2 separate regions of the Homo sapiens genome follow, and region 1 is linked to region 2. The links are chromatin contacts, found by Hi-C or POLR2A ChIA-PET in ENCODE. All regions are on one chromosome and are shown on one strand. The core of a region is the stretch at or near the end of the contact, and the rest is flanking DNA. Distances in the headings are between cores, read along the strand shown.

Evidence for each region. Hi-C counts contacts between places; a loop is a spot of excess contacts on that map. ChIA-PET counts read pairs that join two places held with the same protein, here RNA polymerase II (POLR2A). Pooled maps may share reads with other maps.
Region 1: a loop to region 2 is called in a map of ascending aorta, with 1.8 times the contacts of the local background. The contact joins two enhancer-like sites. A Hi-C loop is called at or near these places in 3 of 168 maps with a recorded cell type or tissue (ascending aorta, mucosa of descending colon and sigmoid colon), 2 of 37 single-sample maps with no recorded cell type and 5 of 50 pooled maps. POLR2A ChIA-PET finds 5 or more read pairs at or near these places in 3 of 52 experiments (GM12878, OCI-LY7 and activated naive CD8-positive, alpha-beta T cell).

What each region holds. Positions count from the first base shown.
Region 1 is chr9:77,881,956-77,885,880 of GRCh38, forward strand. The region is part of intron 2 of GNAQ (G protein subunit alpha q); the gene reads right to left. Among named protein-coding and RNA genes, the nearest start is that of GNAQ, 150 kb to the right of the region's middle. Within about 2 kb of position 2,561, at least 5 of the 41 ENCODE cell types and tissues checked have a DNase peak (open chromatin) inside an H3K27ac peak, as active enhancers do; they include ascending aorta, where a contact is called at or near this core.
Region 2 is chr9:77,846,633-77,850,690 of GRCh38, forward strand. The region is part of intron 2 of GNAQ (G protein subunit alpha q); the gene reads right to left. Among named protein-coding and RNA genes, the nearest start is that of GNAQ, 180 kb to the right of the region's middle. Within about 2 kb of position 2,484, at least 16 of the 41 ENCODE cell types and tissues checked have a DNase peak (open chromatin) inside an H3K27ac peak, as active enhancers do; they include ascending aorta, where a contact is called at or near this core.

The sequences.
Region 1 (3,925 bases), core at 1,311-3,810, 35 kb after region 2:
AGTGAAACCCCATCTCTACTAAAAGTACAAAAATCAGCTGGGCATGGTGGCGGGCGCCTGTAGTCCCAGTTACTTGAGAGGCTGCGGCAGGAGAACTGCTTGAACCCAGAAGGCGGAAGTTGCAGTGAGCTGAGATCGAGCCACTGCACTCCAGCCCGGGAGACAGAGCAAGACTCCCTTCCCCTCAAACAAACAAACACAAACAAATAAAAAAACAGCAGTATGAGTTTATGGCCATAGCTTTATACATAATTTTATGAAAACCAGAAGACCCTGCTGATATATGAGTTGATTTGAGGTTCTTTTCTCTTTCCCCAAACATAGGAAAAGTGGTAAATAAAATGGGAGATGAGAATTACTGTTCCAGATCTTGTATTTAAATAACCCAAATTGAACCCAGAAGCTTAAAAAAATAAGCCATCTGGACGGCAGTTTGGCAAAACCTTTGACCCAGCAAATTACACTTCTAAGAATTTAACTAAAGGTTGCAAACAAGCAAGATAAAAGGTTTTCAAGAATTTCACCGCATCACTGCTTATACTGGTGAACAACCAGAGATAATCTAAATGTCCAACAACCTGGGTTGATTATGCGAGCTGTTTAAAGATATACAATGGGAAAGTCCACAGCCACTAACACAGGGCTAGAGAAGATGGCCAAATGACATGGAATGGTATTCACCACGAGGTTCATGAAAAATGATGTGTTGAGATCCAGTTTTTGGTGAGATAGAAAAAAAGCATAGGAAAAAAACTAGAAAGATACTATTTTAGAAGTATTCACAAGCCTATCAGGAAATGACACTTGATGGGATTTTTTTTTTCGTTTTCACTTGTCTGTATTGTCTAAATTATTTTTGTAATAAACTATTTTTAAAGTGCCTTTGTGCAGATGAGATACACAGGAATATGTTACTGTTTCTGAGGGAAACTATCTGAGCATTTAACTTATTCTCATGATTTCCATACCAATAAGTCTATTGTTGTTACCAAACACATATATCAAAGCCATGTCTAAAAGAGTTAGCACCCTTCTGAGAAAAAAAGCAAATTCTTAAAATCAAAATGCAAACACTTCAGTTCACAGCTTACTAACCCAAGAAACCATCTTACAAGAGAACAGATGTGATTAGTGAAATAAATTGTTTAAGTTACGGGGAAAAACATAGTCGCTGGAAGTTTAAGTAGGGACATGTTCCAGCAGTTAACTGAAATATAACTGATGTCCCATCTCTCCATTTCTCTCTATAAATAAGTCTTTACCCTGACTCTCTCCAGTGTGTCCCCAGCTAGCCTAGCCTCTGCCAGTGGCCAGGGAAGTGACACTGTGCCCTATATGAGAGTCTCCAGATGGTTACAGCAGCATCAAAAACATCCAGACACCTCATGTACCTTCATTCTCATTGCCTGATTTAGAGAAAAGAAACTTATGAATCAGAGTAGAGTGCTTTTCTAGGTAGGCTGAGGAACAGTGGTTACTTCTGACAGAGAAAAAAGGGGGTAGTTTTTTTTTTTTTTTTCCAAACCTTAGGTTCTGTGTTGTTGTTGTTTTAATTTTAGACTCAGGCAGTACATGTGCATGTTTTTACATGGGTATATGGCATACTGGCGGGGACTGGGCTTCTAGTGTATCCATTCCCCAGCTAGTGAACATTGAACCTATAGGTAATTTTTCAACCCTTGCCCCCGCCCCCACTCTCCTCGCTTTTGGCATTCCCAGTATCTATTATAAGGCTTGGGTTTTAATATACCTGCTTCTGCACTGAGTCTGTGGACCAGGGTACAATCAGAGTTTTTGGTCTCTAGGAAAATGTGCTCTGTCCCATGTGGTCACACCCTATCTTTGCTTCCTCCACTTACTCCAAATCCAAACTGTCTAGTCTCTGTTCCCTGTTCATTGCCCACCAAAGTAGTTTTGATAATTCATGAAGTAGAAACTGCCAAGTTTATTTAACACTGTCACAGGCTCTCAAATTCTTCTCAAGATTTTGGTATTTCAGAAAAACAGGTTTAACTGAAGACAAGAGGATGTCTTTGACCAACAAGTATGCCCTCAAAACAGAAATGGAGGGAGAATTCTCTAACTGCAGATAAAATCTCAGGATGGGTGGCTGCTCTGGGTGAGAAGCAAATAATGCAACAACTGACAAAAAGAGACAGCCAGCCCAAGAAGATGCTCAGAGCTACTAGCATTTCTATAGCTTCAGAAACACTCTCAGGGTTGGAACTGGGAGGGGAAAAAAGATTCTCTCTGAAGCTGTGTAGGTGACTCCTCCAGCACTTGCTTCTGGCAAGCCCCTGTGGGGGTGTGAAGGCTTGTTCTAATCCAATCTGCCTGCTGAGCCAGCTGCCTTGAGGACCACTATGTGCCAGTTGTCTCTAATCAGTCTGCTGGCCATTTTGCCTGACTTCTCTGTTCTGCTATATTTCAGAGGAAGAGAAAATGCAAACGACTATTAGGAAACCAAAAGAAGGCTTATTTCAAGCGGGAAAAAATTTTAAAGCATGAAAGAAAACAATGAACGAAGCAAGCTGCAACAAAAGTGCGACTTCCCATAATGGTGAATAAGGAGTTAGGAATCTGAGTTAGGAATCCTAGCTGCAAAGCCAGAGATGCCTGGAGAATAAGTTCTCCACCCCACCCCCTCAAACTGAAGCTAAAACTCCACCTATACCTGTTGTCATCATTGGTGGCTGCTCTTAATAAGGTCATTCTTTCCTAAGGAGGACAGGCTGTGGCTGTTCACTCGGGAAGCATAGTTTGCATCTCAGTACACCCATCTACCCCATCATAGTCTAAGTTTCAATCAGCATTCCCTTAACTATAAATGTCTCATTTTACCTGGGAGAGGTCAATGCCCCAAGGGCACTGTGAGTTAAGAAACTGGTCAAGAATCAGCAATCCCTTGTAGGTGTCAGAGTTCAGAGAGGGAGATTTTGAAAAGAAAGTACTATTCTCCTTTGTAGCTTTGTGATCTTGCGGAAATACACCCATTTCTCAAAGCTTTATCTGTAAAATGGAGAAAATAATGGAACCCACCTGCTGGGTTTCTAAAGACTAAATAAGACTACACAGATTCCTGGCCTATACCAAGCTGTCCAAAGTCAGGGACTATTACTGTTACAGTAATAACAGAGTTTCGGATGGGTTTTAGAGATATTTGTCCCATACCTTCATTTTGTAGCTAAGAAAACCAGAGGTAAGGGCAATGAAGAAATGTGCCCAAAGTTGTGGTCTTTTTTGGAACCTCCCAGTGCCTCATCATGCAGGAGTACCCTGACAGAGGCCTAAACTCTACTCAAGCTCAGGAAGTCAGCAAGCTCAAGGAGCCGGGGAAGGCTGAGACCAGCCAGGCACACAGCCAGGTGAAAATGAGGATGCAAGCAAAACTCCAAGAACAAACTGGAATTCTAAGTGAGCTTTGCTGAAAAGTGAGGGTAGTAGGTTTTAATGAACTATTTTCTTTCTATTTGTTAAGGGGAGAAAAAAGCAAACACATACCAACAGGGTCGGCCCTGTCCAGCACAACTCTCTGAGAGTTAACTGTGCTTTAGCAACTGAGTTCAGAAAGGGAGAAAAGTATAAATTAGATTTCTGTTTAACTTTCCCAGTAGCTACAGCATTCTACATTTACAGCCCACAAAAACAATCCTTTGCTTTTAAGAGTTTGAAATACCAGGCCCCAAATCTGAGGTTACTGTCTCAGTACGGATGGAAAGAAAAGCCTCTTTCCAAATTCACTAAAAATCACTCATAATTTTGGACAACTTACATTTCCCTAAAACTTTTTTTTTTAATGAGATTGAAAGAGAAAACTAGGAAGAGAAAGAACAAGAACAAGGACCAAAAAAAAAAAAAGTGTTATTATCAACATGAAAATTTGTCTTTTGTTGAAACTACATTCAAATTCAATAAATGCTGATAT
Region 2 (4,058 bases), core at 1,234-3,733:
TTCTCCTTTATGTGAGGAGAAAATGCAGCAGAGAGTGAAGCACGTCCCTTTTAACCTAAATATAGTGAACAAGGCTCTCTCCTTGGTTAATCCTCCCTCAGAGAACAGTATCCTTAGAGTCTAATATAAATAACATTTTTGTAATGTTTTAGAGTTAGCAAAGCACTTCTACATATATTTTCTTTCATTTAACCCTCAACTACAATTCTATGAGCCAGACAAGACAAATATGATTATCTCACATTACAGATGAGGAAGCTGAGGCTCACGAACTTCACTGGGAGGGAACTCAGACAGGACTAGACTTTTGCCCCTGGGACCCAAGAACTCGCCACCCCTCAGTAATGACCTACCCTGTCCTGAAAGGAACACTGGAATACTTCGAACTTCCTGAACTGTGGTCGCTGAGATAGCATCAATGCCAGATTAGTGATTTAGAAGGTGTTTGCCTTACTAGGATAATCTTTCCCTGAGCAAATCCATCTAAAAAAACTCCGACAGCCAGAAGTTTGCTCAGCCTTGCAAGGCAGTGGTCTATTATGTCTAGAAACATCTCTCGCTCAGCCTTGCAAGGCAGTGGTCAGTTATGTCAAGAAACACATCCCTTATTTGTTCACGAAAGTCCTGCAAATATTTTGGCAAATAAATTCAGAAAGCCGGAAACGCTAATTATTAGGCAGAGACAAACCCACAGTAATAACATAAACAACAAAGTGCCTTTTCAGCACTGCTATTCAGTGTGCCTTCCTGTTGCCAGTGCCACGAAAAACACGATGGGAATGGCCTGGAGGAGATGGAAGAGGAAATGACTCCTTTAAAGACCACGTCCTGTGGGCAGAGTGCTGCCTTACAATTTGCTACAGCAGATATCAAAAAGGAAGGGTGGGTAGTATAATTTACAGGGAGAGAAAAGTGGTTAAAAAAATAGAGCTCCTTAAGAATACTGTTAAGGTGGGGCACATACAATTAGTTTTTTAATAGATGAACTTTATTTTTTACCTTGGGAATGAAAAGTGGGGAGGTAAAATAAGGATTTGGTCAACTGGCTACAAATATCTATGAACTAGTCCACTGTCAAGGCAAACGTCTATGCAGGGCCTCCCTATGTGGTTGTGCATTTTGGGCCTTGTGCAAAGGGACATGTGGTGGAGATCAACCTGGGGCCTGGAACCAGTCAGCATTCTGCTCACCAAGCTGTGTGCCTTGGTTAGTCACTAAGAAGCACCTTTGTGTAATCTGCCTGCCCATGGGGCCTAGAGATGCCTTTTCCATTTGCACAAAGGCACTCTATGGTAGCAGCAGACCTGCACTTAAGTATCTGTCCATTTCAGTTTCTCTCCCTTCAAGGCAATGTCATTTTAGATGTTAGGTGATGTAGTCGTGTTGGATGCTCTGGATTTCAGCCAGCTAGGTAGGACCTCAGACAAATCACATAAGTGGTTTTCTGCTTCACTGTCTCTATCACGATCAATGAGAACAGTCCCACCTACCCCTGTCTCCTTGGGGCCACTGTGAAGCCACTGCCAAGAGTCTAAAAATCACAGTTCTTTCTCTGATGTGTCCAGTAACATCTTCTACAGAGCTTTCACATCTATTAACACCAAATTCTTCCCCCTCAGTAAAGTTGAAAGTAAAGAACAAAGATTTTAAGTTCAGTGACAAGCTAAGTGACAAAGGGGACTCATAAGCCCACTTGAATAGGGCAATTTCCACTTCACAAGCAAAGCACATACTTTCACATGTCGGAATTCAAACCACTCTCACAGATCTTCAAGCTATTTCACTAGAGTCTTAGGGTGCAACTCTCTTAACAAGCAACCCCATTGCTGGCATCTCTGAGGCAGCAATTCAAACCCCAAATTGGCCTGTTTTCCCTGACAGACTGCTGGGATACAGATTCCTGGCCAACAGCAGAAAAGCTGGCAGCTCACTGCCTCTTCCAGAGTTGGCTTGGCCAGGGCAATGCCAGAACAATTGGTCTCATTGCCTTCTGAGATGACAATTAATTAGTGTGGTGGGAATAAGGAGTGGTCTATCCAGGGAGCTGAGCCTTTGCCCTTCTGAGGGCTGTGGTATTGGCCTCTCATCAGAGCCAACGTCCGCATCATAAGTCTCACTGTGCATGGCTTCTGGCTTCCCTAAGGCAGTCTGGAGGGAGACAGGGATGGAAGACCTTCCAAGAAGTTCTTTGTTGGGGAAAAAGGAAAAGGAAAGAACACAAGCAACACTAAAAATACAATTCAGAATCAGAGATAAATACCCGACAGCAAAATGCAATACTAAGTTAGAGAAGACACCGTTCTAGACATAATAAAGGAAAAAAGGACAAATGTTTCATTGAGAAGTGTCTCAGAGTGTAGCAAGAAGAAAAATGTGTGGTGACAGAAATCTAGCCCCACTGAGGAAAATTCGAGCTCAGTGACAACATCCTCAGCATGCTTTATTAGGCACTAGCACCAAGTGCATTGCTCAACATGCTGTGAATGAGAACACATGAGTCACAGGACAGCACCCCCTGCTCCAGCCGACAGCAAAGGACGTCGATTATTTAACCGTGGAAGAGGATAACTGATGACTCCCAAAGGTTTTCCAGAAAGCAACATAACATCTCACTGCAGGGATGGGGGAATTAAAACATGACTCTCAAGCATCCTAAAACTATCTAAAAAATAGAAATAATAAGAGTTTTTTTTTATTTTACCAGAGATTTTATAGACCTGATAGTGCACTACTTCTCAGCCACAGACAATATCGAGACAAAGCCTTGATACTGGAGTGGGGTCAGGAGTTCAATGTGGAGCCATGTGGGGTCTACAACTAGAATGATGATTTAAACCTGACCCCATGGGTACCTTACCGGCCAGTGCTTTCTGAATCCTCTCCCAGCTAAACTGAAGGAAAATGGTCATCTGGTCATCCGTACTGGCTTTTCAACCTGCTTCCTACCCTGCTTCCCCCATCCTGTTGTAATCTGTTTTCCACCTCCACCACAGTTCCACAAAGCAAGAGCTGGCAGGAGATGATCGAATCCAAGGGGCCCCTTTCAGCTCTTCTCTTACTTGCCTTCTCTGATGCCCAGGCTGGAGAGCAGTGGCACAATCATGGCTCACTGCAACCTCAACCTCCTAGGCTCAAGCGATCCTCTCACCTCAGCCTCCTGAGTGGCTGGGGACTACAGGTGCGCCACCATGCCTGGCTAATTTTTAAATTTTCTGTAGAGATGGAGTCTCATCATGTTGCCCAGGTTGGTCTCAAACTCCTGGCCTCCCAAAGTGCTGGGATTACAGGCATGAGTCACCTTGCCCAGCCCTTGACAGTATTTGATAATGCTGTACTGACCACTCTGTCTAAAACTACGTTCTTCTGTGATTTTCTGATACTACTTTCTCCTCATTCTATGACACCAGTGGCACCTTACCTATTCAGCCAGGCTTTCACCTAAGCTCTAGGCCAGTACTTCCAAATGTCGGCTACACACTTCACCTGATGGCCGCAGGCCCCTTCAATCGCAGCATGTCCCAACACATCTCAACATGCCCCGCATGCCCCTATCTGCTTCCACTACCCCTCAGAAGCTGGTTTTCTTCTCATTTATCTGTCAGAGTCAATAATGCCCTCACTCACCAAGTCAGCTCTGCCAGAAATCCTGGACAACCCTGGCTCCTCCTGGTCTCCTGCATCCACCACTTCCAGTTTACTCACTCAGTGTTCTTCAGTCTCCTCCATCTCTCTCTCTCACTGTGTCCCTCCTCTACACCTCCACCTCTACTGCCCTGGGTCTGGGCCTCATTCTCTCCTGCTCGGGCCACAGCAACAGTGTCTATGCTCATCTTCTGCATCCACGAAGATCTTTTTCCAGTCCGTTCTCCACAGTGTGATGGAATGATTTCTCGGGAACGTAAACCTAATCACATCACTCACCTGCTTAAAGCCTTTCCACAGCTCCACACGATTTACAGGACAAAGCATTTCTGATTTGAACCCTCTAGAACTTCCTAGCCTCCTCACCTCCCACTCTGTGCCTTTAATCTTAGCAGTCACTCAGACCTCCTTTCAGT